2 separate regions of the Homo sapiens genome follow, and region 1 is linked to region 2. Evidence: read pairs that join two places in POLR2A ChIA-PET (ENCODE). Cell type or tissue: GM12878. All regions are shown on one strand. Each heading gives the region's core, and the rest is flanking DNA. Links, peaks and the distances in the headings are about the cores only.

Region 1 (7,668 bases), core at 1,359-5,358, 710 kb after region 2:
CCTCCCCACCTCCCTGTGCTCACCACCCTGTTGGGCTCTACCTGCCTCTCCTCCAATCTGTGCTCTATTTATGGAATTTCTAGGCGGGAATCTAGCACAGCTTTGATCTTTTCCGTGGAACGGGCAGCTAAGGCGGGGCGGGGGTGCTTCTGGCTGTATATTTTCTCCCTTAATGGGGTATTAAGTAGACAGCCCAGATGGGGATCTCCCAGTGGGAGGGGGTGGGGCACAGCCTGCTTCATATCAGCCTGAAATATGGCCCCATCACCGCCAAACCTCAAAGGACGCTACCTTTGGGCTGGCTGGGACCTAGCTTTGATGTTCTTGCGGCAGGGGGGTGGGGCAGACCTTCCCGGGCACAGCTAGACTGGAGTATGGTCTGCCAGGCACCTGGGAGAGAGTGGCCCCTCTTCACTCTTTCTCCTGCCTCCCCTTCCCCTTTCTCCATTCTCTCTTCTCTCTCTCCCCTCTCCCCCTTTTCTTTCCCCGCTCCCCTCCTCTCCACATTCCCCTCTCCCTCCCTCCCTGTCCCTAGCTCCCTGCCCCTCCTCCTCTCACCTCTATGCTTCCTCTTCTCCCCCAGTCCTCTTCCTCCTCCCTTTGGCCTGAGCGTTTTCCAAGCAGTGCACTCCCCTGCCATCCGCAGACCCATCTCCTCTAATCCGCAAGGGTCCCCTGGTGAATGTGTGGGCAGGGCACAGCTGAGGGTGGGAGTGTGGCTCCTTCACCTGGCTGGCCATCATGGGAGGAGATAGTTAAAGGTGAGGCCAGACAGTCCAGAATCCATTCCCAGTTCATGTGCTTATCAGGCAAGTTACTTCAGTTCTCTGCATACTCATGCCCTCGGCTGGAAAACGGTGTAATAGCTGCCCATGGGGTGTTGTGCAGGTTACAGAGCTCGACTGCAGAGTGCCTGGATCCCTGCCCTGCACCGAGCGAACGCTCGGAGTGTCCACTAGGATGAGCCGTTTCTGTCTGATCTGGGGCAAGGGCCTGAGCCGGACCTCTCTGAGCCTCGGTCTCCTCTGCACGATAGTGTGGATACCCCTCAGCTCCTCGGTACGCGTGGTGAAGACTAAATAAGATGATGCATGGCAGAACCTGGCACAAGGGGACATCCAGTAGATGGTTGCTTGGCCTGGCATGGTGGCTCACGCCTGTAATCCCAGCACTTTGGAAGGCCAAGGCAGGTAGATCACATGAGGTCAGGAGTTTGAGACCAGCCTGGCCAACATGGTGAAACCCCGTCGCTACTAAAAATACAAAAATTATCCGAGCGTTGTGTTGGGCACCCGTAATCCCAGCTACCTGGGAGGCTGAGGCAGGAGGATTGCTTGAACCCGGGAGGCGGAGGTTGCAGTGAGCGGAGATTGTGCCACTGCACTCCAGCCTGGGCAACAGAGCGAGGCTCTGTCTCAAAAAAACAATAAATGGCTGTGGTGGTGGTTTCCATGAATAGTCACCCCAGCATCTATTAAACCCGTGCCGTGTGCCAGGGCTGGAGGCTCTGGTTGAACCTGACGGGGTCCCAGCCTGAAGTTGCACCCAGGCGTGGGGCACACATTTGGGTAAAGAAATTGTTCCGGAACTACAGGATGGGAGGTGCTGGGTGGTCTGTGATTTGAGTGTAGTGGGTGGGGGGTTCTGGATAAGTCCTGCAGGGCAGGGTCATGGCCAGTGCCTGTTTCTGTTCTTCCTTCTTTCTTTCCTCCTTCTCCCTGCCCTGGCCCCACCATGTGAGACATCCAGGAATCCCACCAAGCAAGGACAGGGATGAAAGAGGCCGGTCTCTGTCTTTGCCTTCCACTGGCTGGTGACCTTGGCAAAGCCTCCTCTCCTGGCCTTGGTTTCTTCCTCTGTGAAAGGGGCATGGCTAGTGGCCTCCCTGCATGGCTTGGAGGCCAGTGGGTGGGGTGGGAGCTCTTTGAGGGTAGAGGAACGTGCCTCTCACCTCCCCCACCAAGGCTGCCTCTGTACGCTCAGCCCCCGCCCTTTGCTGTCCATGGCTGGAATTGAGAGAGAAGGCTGCCCACTCTATGGGTCCCCACAGAGACCGTCTCTTTTGTCCTAGAGACCCCCAGCTGCAGCCACCACCAGCCTGAGTGCCATCTAGTGTCAGTCCTGACTGTTGTGGGAGCCCCGGTCTCAGTTTCCCCATCTGGAGAAGGGGACTCAACACCCGATAGTGCCCTTAAGGCAGCATCAAGGCACCTGCCCAGTGAGGGGCCCCTCAGCTCTCCCAGACTGGCCCCTTTGCCTCCTGTCCCATTAGCTGTCCCTCCTTTGCCGGCTCTTGCTCTGGGCTAAGAGGTGGGTCTGTGCCATGCAGACCCATCAGGGGGTTCTCTCCCAGCTCCTCCAAGAGGCCTTTCCTCTGGGGGCTTAGGTTGAGGGACCTGCCTGAGGTCGTCCAGCTGTACTTGCGAGCCCTGGGCCCGGAATCCAGGCCTGCCGGCCCTGAGTCTTGCTCACACCAGCCCCCGTGGCCGTCCAGCCAAGCGGCTGTGCACTGGAGTGCTCCTCCTCGGAGAACTGAAATCTACCAGGGGAATGGCTGCCCATCTGCTCGGGTTTTGCCCGCTGGCAGTGAGAAAGGGAGTCCCCTGTTCCCCACGACAGACTTCAGGGAGCCAAGGGACGCAGCCAGGTCTCCCCAGCCTGCAAACATTGCTTCCCACCTTCCCTCCCTTGCTGCTCCCAGACCCCTCCCAAAGGTTTCCATTGCCCTGGAGCTACGCCAGGGAGCTCTGTCACCTTTGGCATGGCTCTTGCAGACACCTCCGCCTGTCGAATCACTTTGACTTAGGAAGCCCTGCTTTCTCCACCTCTGGGCCTGTGTGCATGCCACCTCCTTGGCTGGGAACAGTGTCCCCTCCTGTCCTCACCTTGCAGGTGGATTCCTCTTTGGAGGGACCAGGCCACGTGCCTTACCCAGTCCAGCCCCCACCATAGCCCCCTCACCCTGTGGTGGTGGTTGTGTGGTCACGTCTGTCTCCCCAAGGTGCACGCCTTGTCTGTCTGGCTCTCCTCTGTCTCCCTGGGGCGTGGCACAGAGTAAGTGCTCAGCAAACACTTGTTGAACCTATGAATGACTCCATCCTCGCCTTGTCCTGACAGCCCCATAGTGAAGATCTGAGCCGACCTCTCTCCTGCTTACACACCTCCAACGGCTCCCTAGTGCCCGCAAGATAAACTTCCGCATTTCTGAACCCCCACATCCACCTCCTCCCAGCCTTGCCTCTGGCTTCCAGCAGCCATTTACACCTCCACCCTGGTAAGTGCAGATGCCATGCTCTGCCCTAGGACCTTCCTTTGGGGAGACTCCCCTACCGCCACCCTACAGAGGTAGCTGCTTCCTCCTTGGAGGCCACACCTCTCTATCCTAAACACCCTCCCCTGTCCTGGCCTCTGAAGGTGGGGTTAAGGCTGACTCAGGGCCTTGGGGAGCAACAGAAGAATGAATGGTTGAATGCATGGTGCATTCTGCAGGTGGGGCTCGGGGGAGGGGAAGCTGCCCAGGTCTTGGCAGGGGGAGGAGGGAATGTCAGGAGTGGATAGGGAGGATGGGCTGAGCAGAGGCAAAGGCAGAGAGGCAGGCCTGGGTTAGTCATCAGGGTGATGAGTGGGGCTGAGTGTGTTGGCCCTGGGCTGGACGAGGGGTTTTCTGAGACCCTCCCCTGCCACTAACCTCCCTATACTTCCCTTTCCCAGCAGCCACAGCCCTGCCCCTTGGGCTGCTGACCGCAGGAGGCTTCAGGCATGGGAGTCCTGAGACCCCAAGTCTTAGCCCGCACCCCTTGAGCACTCACTGTGTGTGTCCCTGAACAAGTGCCTTTCCCTTCCTGGGCCTCAGTGCCCCCTGGGAAACAAAAGCGTTGCTGCCCACCATCAGAAGTGGGAGGTGACCGAGGTTCTGGGCCCCAGTCAGGACATGCTCTATTTGGCCCATGTGGCGCTTTTTTTCTTTTTTTTTTTAGTTTGAGCCAAAATTAAAACAGGGAAGTTTTCACATACAAATCTAGATTTCTGGCTTCTGTTGATATCTGGGCTGGCCCAGCCACGAGCTCTCACCGGCAGGAGTAGCTGGGTGGTCTTCACTCTTGGCCACCTGCCCAGCCTCCTAGCAGAGGCCCCAAAGCCCTGCCGCTCTCCTTGGGGGAACAGGTTTCAAAACCTGCCTCCCCTTACCCTGCCTTGAGATAAAACCGCATTCCCCTAACCCCCTGATATTCCAGACAATCTGCCTCGTTTTAAAATTCCTTCAGCAGCCCCAGGCCCAGCGGCTTCTACCAGCGAAGGAACGAAGGAACGAAAGGAACCAGGCTGCACGTGACTGCTTTGCGGCTGGGGAAGGCTTTGATGTTGCGGGTGATTTCAGCGCGCCCCTCCCCCTCCCCCTCCCCGCCCTTCCTTCCCCTCCTCTCCTTTCTTCCTCTGCTCCCTTTCCCCCTCCTCCTCCACCCGCTCCAAGCTTCCCTTCTACCCCTTTCTGTCTTTTCCCTCCTCCCTCCTCCCCTCCGCTTCCTTCTCCCCCTTCTCTCTTCCCCTCCCCCATCCCCACCACTTCCTCCTCCTCTGCTATTCTCTCTTACCGACCCCACTCCAGGTACCTGCTAATTGCACTTCCCTCCTGCTATTAATTACCTGACCTAGAGAGACCCCAGCCAGGTCACTCCTAGGAGGTCTTGAAGTGTTGGGGTGCGGGCAGGGGGGCCTGCGTTCGGGGAGAGGTACAGAGGTTGGAGAGCTGCTAGCTGGGACAGAAAGGCAAGAGGGACTGGTGACCAGTGGGACATGTGATTCCCCTCCACCCCCATTCCAGTTCCTCGGGGTTCCTGGGTGACCCACCACTGCCAGCATGTTCTGTTCATGAGGCCTTGAGGCCCCTTTGTCCTGGGGGAAATTGAGGCCCCAGGGCATTGGAGGTTGGCTAGGAGTGGGGAGGGGAGATGGGAGAGAGAGTCCATGGGGAGGGAGAGCAAGGTAAGGACTGTGTGAGAGGCAGATGGAGAGAGTGCCAGAGCAGGGGGCTGGATGTGGGGAGAGGGGCTGGGAAGGACCCTCAGTTCCTGCACCCCCAGCCAGACATGGCCTCACCTCCTTGCCGCCGTCCTCCCTGTGATTGTCCTCTGGGCTCACTGGTTGCTCTTGCTGTCTGCCTACCGCCCCCTTGCCCCCATCCTCCCGTGCCTTCTAAAGGCCAGAGAAGCCTGCAGGGCCAAGTCCAGATTTTTGGGGGTACCCCTCCAGGTCTCCGTTCCCCTCCACAGCAGGGGTCTGGGCAGGCGGTGGGTGTGGGAACCCTTGGAGCCCACCCATCACTGCCATGGTTATTCTCTGTTTCAGTTGGTCCACAGCTTCTAAGGCTGAGGACACACCAGTGGGTGCCTCCTCTGTGCTGGCCGTGGTGCCCGGCCCCTCCCTGCCCTGGGCCCTCTCGTCCTCCCCCGACTTGAGGCAGGGATGGCTCCTGGAGGCCGGGGCATTGGGCACGCTGGTTCTGGACTGTCCTGGGGAAGGCCTGGTGGGGAGGGGACTGCCTGCTGCTCTGGCCTCCAGGCTCTGGCCCATCCCTGCTGTGGTTTCTTTGGTCAAATTTGTCATCTAGGTGGGTGTCCCCACAAAAGGCAAGTGCAGAGATAGATGAAATTAGGGCAAACTTGCGACCATGCCAGCTGGTAGGCCTACTATGTGCCCAGCTATCCACAGGGGATGTGAGAGTGTTGCCTGTCCCACTGCCCCCTCCCCCAGCACCATCCGTGCAAAGATGAAGAGCCCAGGCTCAGGGAAGTGCCGAGACTTGACAGCAGGGCTGGGACCCAGGCCTTCTGCTTCGGGGTTCTGGGCAGGATGGTCTTCAGTGATAGCCAAGGAGGCTTCGGCCCTGGAGTCACCACCCCGGCATGTGCCTTGTTTTCCTCCTTGAAACCATAGTGACACTACTCCTGTCTCCCTAGAATAACTTCTCAGCAGCAGCTGCTGTCGCCTTCCACACCCAATGGGTGCCCCAACAACAGTCGGCCCTTTGGGTCAATCGCCCATGTGCCCACCTTCACCTACCCTCTCTCCAGGAGCACCTCCGCTGATGTCAAACCCTGCCTGTCCTCACTCATCCCCTGCTCCATCTCAGTTCTTGGATGAGTCGCTGGAAGCTGAGCCTTGGCTCTGGCTGAGGGCTCAGCCCTCCTCCGGGCTAGGGAATCTGGTGATAGGAGCACCAGGGCCCTGGGATTTGTGCCCTGATCAGCTGTGTGACTTTGGGCAAGTCACTGGCCCTCTCAGGACATGTGAGAAATGGAGACAGTGGTGATGCCTTCTCTCCCATGGGTTTGCTTTGAGTCTATTGAGAAGACAGATGCTGAAAAGCCCCACCACTTTGTACAGATGTGAGCAGCTGGGCTGAGCGGTCACCTTTGCACCCCCAGGCCCAGCCCTGAAACCAGCACATGTTCATCCTTGCCTGCTCTGCATGGGTGCCAGAGAGGAGCCCTGCTGTGAACCCTCCATGTGTTCCTTCCACCCTGGGTCTCATCTCCTCACCATCAGCCAGGAATGCTGGGCCCTGCCTGACAGGGGCCCCAGCTGGTGGGGGGATGCGACCCGAGGCCTTCTGTTGTGGTTTGTGGGGCAAGAGGGGAGTCCACACACATTTGTCTGAATTGTGTGGCTCAAGATTCTCTCTGGCCAGTATTTCCTAAGTCTGCCTGGTCTGGGTTGGGAGAAGAGGTTATGAAGGGGAAGCTCCTGGGGGCTGAGCTCGAGGCTCAGGGATCATGGGCTTTCATGGCTGACCCTGTGAACTGCCCCTCCCCAGTGTCTGGCCCCTCCAGCCCAGCCATGGGGCTCACCCAGCTGTGCCCTTGGAGGGTGCTCAGGAGGCAGTGGGGGATGGGAGAAGGTTGGGAGGGGCTCTGATGAGTTCTTGTTGCTGGTAAAAAGAAGGCACAACCAGTGTCCTTAGATTTACCGTCTAATGCAAATGAGGACCCACTCCTCATTCTTGCCGCTCCATGAATATGACCAACCCTTAAGCCAGCTAGGGAGTCTGACCTCTGCTCAGGCCTGGCAGGGGACAGGAAGTAGCTCCTCACCTGTTTTTCTTTTTTCAGCCCCCTGGTCAGTTCTACAGCGTAGCCCTCTCTGATCATGCCCATTTTCCAGATGGGCAGCCTCCTTGCCCAAGGTCGCCCAGCTGGGCCATCCATTGTGGGTATGGGCACTGAGGCCTGCCTGAACCAGTAGTGCATAGGGGTTGGGACACAGGTTCTGGGGCCCAAGTTTAAACTGACTTCTCCAGTTTGCTGTGTGGTTCTGGGTGGGTTACTGCACCTCTCTGAACTCAGTTGCCACATCTGTAGAGTGGGTTTAACTATAGCACCTTCCTTTGGAGAGATGTCAGTGCCGGAGTGCATGGAGCACCTGGCATGGAGTGAGTGCTTGCTGAGTGTCAGCTGTAGTTGCTGCTGTTTTTACTGTTATTTGACTTGAAAATCTCCCCCTGCTCCTCGTGCTGCTTTCTCATTCGCGAAAAGCTGAGCTGAATAAATGGCGACGGGGCCTCCTGGGTCCCCCTGCAGCGTGATTACATCCCTGAGCCCTGCTTGGGGCTGGCATCAGCAGGGCCCCCTTGTGGCTCGGGTGGTGAGGAGAAACTTGGCCCTGTCGCAC
Region 2 (7,285 bases), core at 139-4,138:
GGCCACCTTCATGTGAACCTCCCAGCTGACTCGGGCCTGCTTTATCTGCCATCAGATTGTAATGGCAGCTTTGTGGAGGCCGCCCTGTAGATTATGCGATTAATGACCACATTCATGTGAGCAATAGTGCTGGCTTAGTTTTTTTCCAGTTAGGTTGTTTGGAATGGTAGCTGCATACCTGAGGGCAGTGCAGCAATGCCTTAGTTACGAAGGCAGTTTGCATTCCACAGGTAGAGTCTTTCCTTATGGCCAGGGCACTGATCCCTCACATACCAGAAAGTATCATTCGTCCCTGCCCCAGACAGACTCCAGATGCGTCCCAGTGGTGGTTCTTGGGATAGTTTTGTAGGAATTTCTGCAGAATTTTAGTGTTCAGATGAGTATGCTCTGTCTGTGGACTGGAGACAGGCTTCAAAGAATTCTCAAATTATTCTGCACAATACATCATTTTTTGGTATCTCTGCAGTTCCAAAGGTAACTACTTGAGGGACAGTGGCCACCAAAGAGCACAAGTTTTGACATTTTGATGAAAAGCACACATAAAACAAATAAAAACCACCTTTCCTTAAGTTACCTATTGAATTGTGCTTATTCCCATAAATGCATGTTCATCTGTTTGCTTAATAAAACTTAAAGCACCATAGAGTCTTTCTTGTTTCCTAGAATAAGGTCTTTTTTCTTTTCCTTTCTTGTCTTTTTTTGTTGTTGTTGTTGTTGAGACGGAGTCTCGCTTTGTTGCCCAGGCTGGAAGTGCCCTGTGGTGTGATCTTGGCTCACTGCAGGCTGCGCCTCCCGAGTTCATGCCATTCTCCTGCCTCAGCCTCCCAAGTAGCTGGGACTACAGGCGCCCGCCGCCACACTTGGCTAATGTTTTGTATTTTTAGTAGAGACGGGGTTTCACTATGTTAGCCAGGATGGTCTTGATCTCCTGACCTTCGTGATCTGCCCGCCTCTGCCTCCCAAAGTGCTGGGATTACAGGCGTGAGCCACCGTGCCTGGCCGGTCTTTTTTATTTTCAATTAAAAAAAAATATATATATATATGTATTTTTAAACAGAGATGGGATTCCGCCATGTTTGCCAGGCTGGTCTCAAACCCCTGGCCTCAAGTGATCCTCCCATCTCGGGTTCCCAAAGTGCTAGGATTACAGGTGTGAGCTACCACACCTGGCCTATTTTCAATCCTAAAAAAATCATTTGCGTGTTTCTTGATTTTAGGCACTGAACTAGACGGAGATGAGAATATAGAAATAATAAAATGGGGCTGGGCGCTGTGGCTCACACCTGTAATCCCAGCACTATGGGAAGTAAAGGAGCAGATCACTTCAGGTCAGGAGTTCGAGACCAGCCTGGCCAACATGGTGAAACCCCATCTCTGCTGAAAATACAAAAATTAGTCGGGTATGGTGGCGTGCGCCTATAATCTCAGCTACTCGGGAGGCTGAGGCAGGAGAATCACTAGAACCCGGGAGGCAGAGGCTGCAGTGAGCCGAGATTGTGCCACTGCACTCCAGCCTTGGGTGACAGAGCAAGACTCTGTCTCAAAAAAAAAAAAAAAAAAAAATAGAAAAAATAAAATGATGTCTCAACTATCAAAGACCTCGCAAGAAGCCTTAAAAATGATAAATAAGGCTAGAGATTTTGCTGTACCTTTGGAAAGTGCATGTGTGGTGGTTTATAGTACATATTCTGTGGCCAGATAAAATTTATATGATTATTTTTCCTCCCAAGAATATGAGATGACAGAGGGGGAGGAGCGTGGATGGAGACTAGGAGCCTTGGGCTCTTGTCCAGCCTTTCCCTGACCAACCCTGAGGTCTGGGACAATCAGCACAGAACTCCAGGTCTCAGTTTTCATATTTGTAAAATGAAGGACTTAGAGGACCTTCACCTTTTGCAAATCTGATAGCAACTGTGACCCCTTCCCACGAAGGGGGACAGCTTCATAGGCGTGGACCCAGATTAAGAACTGGATTATTCCATCTCTAAGCTCCCTCTCACCTGTGATATTCTGTAATCCTATTTTCCTGGTCATCTTTGAGCTAATAATAATGATGACTTGTATTTATAGAAGATGCACATTCCAAAGCACTTTCACCTCTCATTCTTTTGTCCTCAAAACATTTCTGAGTGGTACAGGTGGCAATAGATATTCCTTCCTGTGATGAAGAAAGTGGGCCAGGCTTGGTCAGCACGTTGATGGAGCAAACAGCCAGAGGCCGTCCTGGGACCAGAACTGGGGCTCCTGGTTGCCATCCTGGGGCTTTTCCATTAGGTTTTGCTTCCTTGGTGGTTGTCATTATGAGTTATGTTTGGCAGTTCAAATATCCCAGAATGTGTCACTCGTAGAGGAAACTATTTGTTCATCTGCCGGAAAGGACTGTTTTTCTCTCTGAATTTGGATCACTAAACACCTTTTCTGTATGTGAAAAGGCTACTTATTTGTTTTTGTTATTTTTTCTTGCCACATTTTTCATAGGGACAGTTTGTAGGGCTTGAGTGTTTTGAGCAGACTTATTTAATGCTTATTGATGAAAGAGTACATTAAAATGACTACTTCTCAGTTGCTTAGCACTTGAGAAAGTTGTGAAATAAATGTTAAGTAAAAATTCCAAATGTCTCACTTGTCCTATCCAAGTATGTCCTCACAGATGAGATGCTTTCTGCAGTCTAGGAGGCCCCTCCCTGGGCCCAGAGCCGCTGGGTGGGTTTGAAAGTTGGGTGTGGATTGTGCCAGTGGCCAGGACTGTCCAACAGTGGCTGCTTGTGGCCTTCTGGCTAGATTCCTAACATTTTATGGACTAATTTTTTTGGTTTATTGAAAGAGTACACATTCTGAGCTATATAAAGAGCTCATATATGTAAAAGAACACTGAACTTAGGCCGGGCGTGGTGGCTAACGCCTGTAATTCCAGCACTTTGGGAAGCTGAGGTGGGCAGATCACAAGGTCAGGAGTTTGAGACCAGCCTGGCCAATATGGTGAAACCCCATCTCTACTAAAAATATAAAAACTAGCTGGTCATGGTGGTGCGTGCCTGTAATCCCAGCTACTGGGGAGGCTGAGGCAGGCGAATGGCTTGAACCCAGGAGGCGGAGGTTGCAGTGAGCCGAGATTGTGCCACTGCACTCCAGCCTGGGCGACAGAGTGAGACTCTGTCTCAAAAAAAAAAGAAGACCACTGAATTTTAGAGCCTCACAGATGTTAGGTGGCTTATTTCTGATGAAAATAATCATAATAAAGATGTTTTTTATTTTTATTTTTTAAAAGAATACTTCTGATGTATTTCTGAAAGCTGTTTTGAATACTCAGACATGGAAGCTGATAGTACTGCACACAGCAGGCATCACTCAATGTGGAGTGTGTGTGGAGAATCCACCTGTCTTCCTGTTATGTCATGTGTGATGTGACTATTGATAGAGTTGCAGCCAGCTGGGGCACTCCATTAAGCTGCCCGTGGAAGTACCTGCTTTTTATTTTCATTTCACTCCCTGGACTGAGAGTGTTTGGAGGATATCTCAGTGGCTCATGTGGAGGGAGCATCTGTGGGTGGAAGGCAACAGGCAGGGTGAGTCAGAGGTAGTGGTCCTGGCCACTGCATGCCTGGTGCCCCTGGCTCTGCCTGCAGCTCTGGAATCCTGAGATAAAGATGATGGCTGCTCTGTAAAGGCAGCTCAGTATAGGCAGCAGGCCTGGAAACTTCTCTTTTCATTGTGGCGGTACCAGATAGTAGTGTGTACAAAGTACTGCACGACAGAGGAGGGCGGGTCTGACTGTCCTCAGGACACTACAGAGAGCTGACCTTCAGGGAAGTGACTTGGGAGGGATTGTGCCAGAGCCACAGGTGCTCTCCAGGTGGGGCTGACGTGAAGGACCATTCTGGGCAGAGCTACAGAGCTCTGAAGAACAAGGAGTGGCTGGGAGAGAGGGGTCACGCCTGTAATCCCAACACTTTGGGAAGCTGAGGTGGGCGGATCACTTGAGGCCAGGAGTTTGAGACCAGCCTGGCCAACATAGCAAAACCCTGTCTCTACTAAAAGTACAAAAATTAGCTGGGCGTGGTGGTTTGTGACTGTGAACCCAGGTACTCGGGAGGCTGAGGCAGGAGAATCGCTTGAACCTGGGGGCAGAGATTGCAGTGAGCCAGGATAGTGCTACTTCATTCCAGCCTGGGTGACAGAGCGAGACTGTCTCAAAAAAAAAAAAAAAAAGAACAAGAGGTGTGTGTGAGAGGGGCTGCTAGGGGCAGGGAAGGCTCCAGGTTATGACCTGCCTTATATTCTCCTGGAGGACAGTTCACTGGGGAGCAGTTTCTGGGTATTTAAAATACCGGGATGAAGATCTTCAGAGAAGCAAGATGTCAGTTGAGAAGTCAGGGATGCAGATGGGGGAGGGGTGATTCAGGTGACTCAATTTCACAAAGGTCACCTCTGTCTCTGGGAGTCTCAAGGATTGCCATCTGTGTTCCTAGGAAGCAGTGGCTCCACTCTAATGAGAAGGGCTTTTCGAGTGGGAATGGCCTCAGCCTTGACTCATTCTCTTAACCTGCATTTACGTGTTTGGTTGAGAATGCAGTAGCTGTGTGGGTTCTGCTTCTCTTTCTTTTTTCTTTTTTGAGACGGAATTTTGCTCTTGTCGCCCAGGCTGGAGTACAATGGTGCGATTTCGGCTCACTGCACCCTCCACCTCCCAGGTTCCAGTGAGTCTCCTGCCTCAGCCTCCCAAGTAGCTGGGATTATAGGCATGCGCCATCATGCCGGGCTAATTTTTGTATTTTTGGTAGAGATGGGGTTTTACCATGTTGGCCAGGCTGGTCTCAAACTCCTGACCTCAAACGGCCCGCCTGCCTCTGCCTCCCAAAGTGCTGGGATTTCAGGCATGAGCCACCGTGCCTGGCTGTTTCTCTTTCCATATGGTTTATGCTTACAGATCCTTGAGGTTAATATGTCACTTTCACTGTTAGTTCCTACAGAAGAAAGGTAATTTTGCAATAAGGTTTTGGAGGTTAGGAACATGGTTTTGGAGTCATACAGCCCTTGGGTGTGGGTTCGAGCTCCATCACTAGGTGACTGTGCGGCTTTTGGCCAAATGTTTCAATGTCTCCAAAACTTGAGTGTCTTAGTCAGTTGGGGCTGCTATAACAAAGATGCGGTGGCTTGTAAACAACAGAAATTTCCTTCTTACAGTTCTGTAGGCTGCAAGTCTGAGATCAGGGTACCAGCATGGTTGGGTTCTGAGGAGGGTCCTTTTTCATGTTGCGGATTGCTGACTTCTTATAGCTTCACATGACAGAAAGAAGGCGAGAGAGCTCTCAGGTACTTTTTATAAAGGCATGAGTGGCTGAGTGCAGTGGCTTATGCCTGTAATCTCAACACTTTTGGAGGCTGAGGCAGGAGGATCACTTGATGCCAGGAGTTCATGGCCAGCCTGGGTAACATAGTGAGACCCTATCTCAACAAAAACTAAAAAAAAAAAATTGTAAGGACACTAGTCCCATTCATGAGGGCCCTGCCTAATTAGCTTCCAAAGGCCCTACTTCCTAATGCCATCAAACTGAGGGGTAGAATTTCAACATATGAATTTTGAGGGGATCCATACATGCAGTCCTTTGCACCAGGATACTGAGAGCCCTTCCTCATAGGATTTTGGCGGGGCAGCATGAGGTGATGGACCCCAGGAGCCCAGCATGTGTGCCTGGTCACAGTGCTCATTCAGTCACTCTCCTATCAGTCTACGTAAGTGAATTTGCCAGCAAACTATACCTTTAAAGTGCCCAAAGTGATTTTATCCAGTTCTATTTAAAAATCCTTCCAGAACTTTTTGGACCTTTCCTTGGTGACTCGGGGTCACGGGTGTAGTCGCAGGTCATTGGTGTGGGTGAGGCCTCCTGCCCTGGCCCTGCATGGACTCCCCTCATATCCTGGCACTTACAGGGCCTGTCTTTCTCCCCACCACCTTTTGTAAGCTGCTGTTGGCACCTGGCCCTTTTGTTGGGGTAAGGGCCTGATGATGGTCATATCCTCCCTGGGTTTTGAGGGCAGCCTTGCCATGCAGAGAGGCCTTGCTCTCTTCTGGGTTGGTAATTCTCTGCCTGAGTTTAATGTGATGGATTCTAGAAAGCCTGACCCTGGGGTGAAGGGATGTTGCTTGACTACACGTAGTGACTCAGGATTGGAAGGGAGTACTGGTAATGATAGCTTATCCCTAGGTGATGGGAAATAGGACTTAGAAAGCAAATGATAAAGGTGTGAGCACTGCTCACCTGTGTGAAATTGTATTAAGATAACACGCAGCAGTGATAGTTAAGGCTTTAGAATTATAGGAAGTTTCTCCTTGTTTTCCACACAGTACCATTGCCCTTTTACTTTTAGATTAATGTTTAAGTAATAACTTTGTAATTAAAATAAGTATAAATAAAAAGAGCTTGGTTGTCTAGGCATTTGCATTTTACCAAGAAGCTTTCCATAGCCCTCATTTTGTTTTCAGGACAGCCTTGTTGATTTGTTTCCCTTTTCATTGTTTAGAGGAGAAAGAGAGTCAGAGCTAAAGGGGTGAGTGGTTTTGCCTGAGGCCACCTGCCAGGACCCCATATGGGCCTCTGAGCCCAAGCCCAGAGCGCCCAGGGAGGCCTGTGACGGGGCCTCTGCCTGGACCTGCAGGGTGGTCTTTAGATAGGATCAACTGTGTATTCTGAAGTTTCCTATTGAATGAAATGAAATCTTCTTAATGTAAAGTGATACCCAAACCGTAGTTTGTGAGCATTTTCATGTTTTAAACTGCATTTGTCTTTCATTATATTAAATTATGTTGTCGCCAACCGAGCGTGCCAAGATCATGAATTGTGGTCTTCAGAGGAACCACAGAGCAGGCAGTGCTCCCTGTACAGACGTCCAAGCCCGCTATTAGTGGGTTCTGTAGCTGTCTGATTGGCTGGAGCTGGCTGCCTGCTCGCCACTTAGCTCGCACGTGGTGATGCTTTAATTAAGCAATTGCGACCTTTGCTCCTGCAAATGTGTCATCAGATAAGGAGACTGGGCATGTGCCACCAAGGAGGATGTGCGTGGGGGGTGCAGAGTCAGTGGTGAGGGGCTGTCTGCACAGGCCCCCATGTTCTGAAGTTTCTGAGGGACCATTCAAGAAGCTTTACATTCCTGCCCATTTAATTCTTGCAACCAGATAGTGTTCTCTCCACTTGATCCATCAGTAAACCTAAGCTCAGAGAGATTCAGTGGCCTTCAGAGGGTCACCATCAGAGCTGGTGCTCTGCCTACCGAAGCCCACACTCAT

What was found. Peaks named below come from ENCODE experiments on the same cell type or tissue, not always from the same donor. Only the 100,000 strongest peaks of a DNase experiment are listed, where the experiment ranks them.
Region 1: POLR2A ChIA-PET joins it to region 2 with 6 read pairs; 1 of 35 experiments calls an interaction of 5 or more read pairs at or near these places.

What each region holds. Positions count from the first base shown.
Region 1 is chr22:42,296,697-42,304,364 of GRCh38, reverse strand. It overlaps a transcript of TCF20 not described here. Among named protein-coding and RNA genes, the nearest start is that of TCF20, 30 kb to the right of the region's middle. RefSeq lists enhancers at 2,978-3,027, 3,038-3,147, 2,549-3,227, 3,228-3,906, 3,818-4,047 and 2 more. In GM12878, for the core only: no CTCF peak of the experiment used is centred there; a DNase peak (open chromatin) is centred at 3,397; H3K4me3 peaks cover 681 bases; H3K27ac peaks cover 1,063 bases.
Region 2 is chr22:43,004,144-43,011,428 of GRCh38, reverse strand. All of the region lies in intron 1 of PACSIN2 (protein kinase C and casein kinase substrate in neurons 2), which reads left to right. Among named protein-coding and RNA genes, the nearest start is that of PACSIN2, 7.4 kb to the left of the region's middle. RefSeq lists an enhancer at 3,705-3,774 and a silencer at 6,889-6,988. In GM12878, for the core only: no CTCF peak of the experiment used is centred there; no DNase peak of the experiment used is centred there; H3K4me3 peaks cover 233 bases.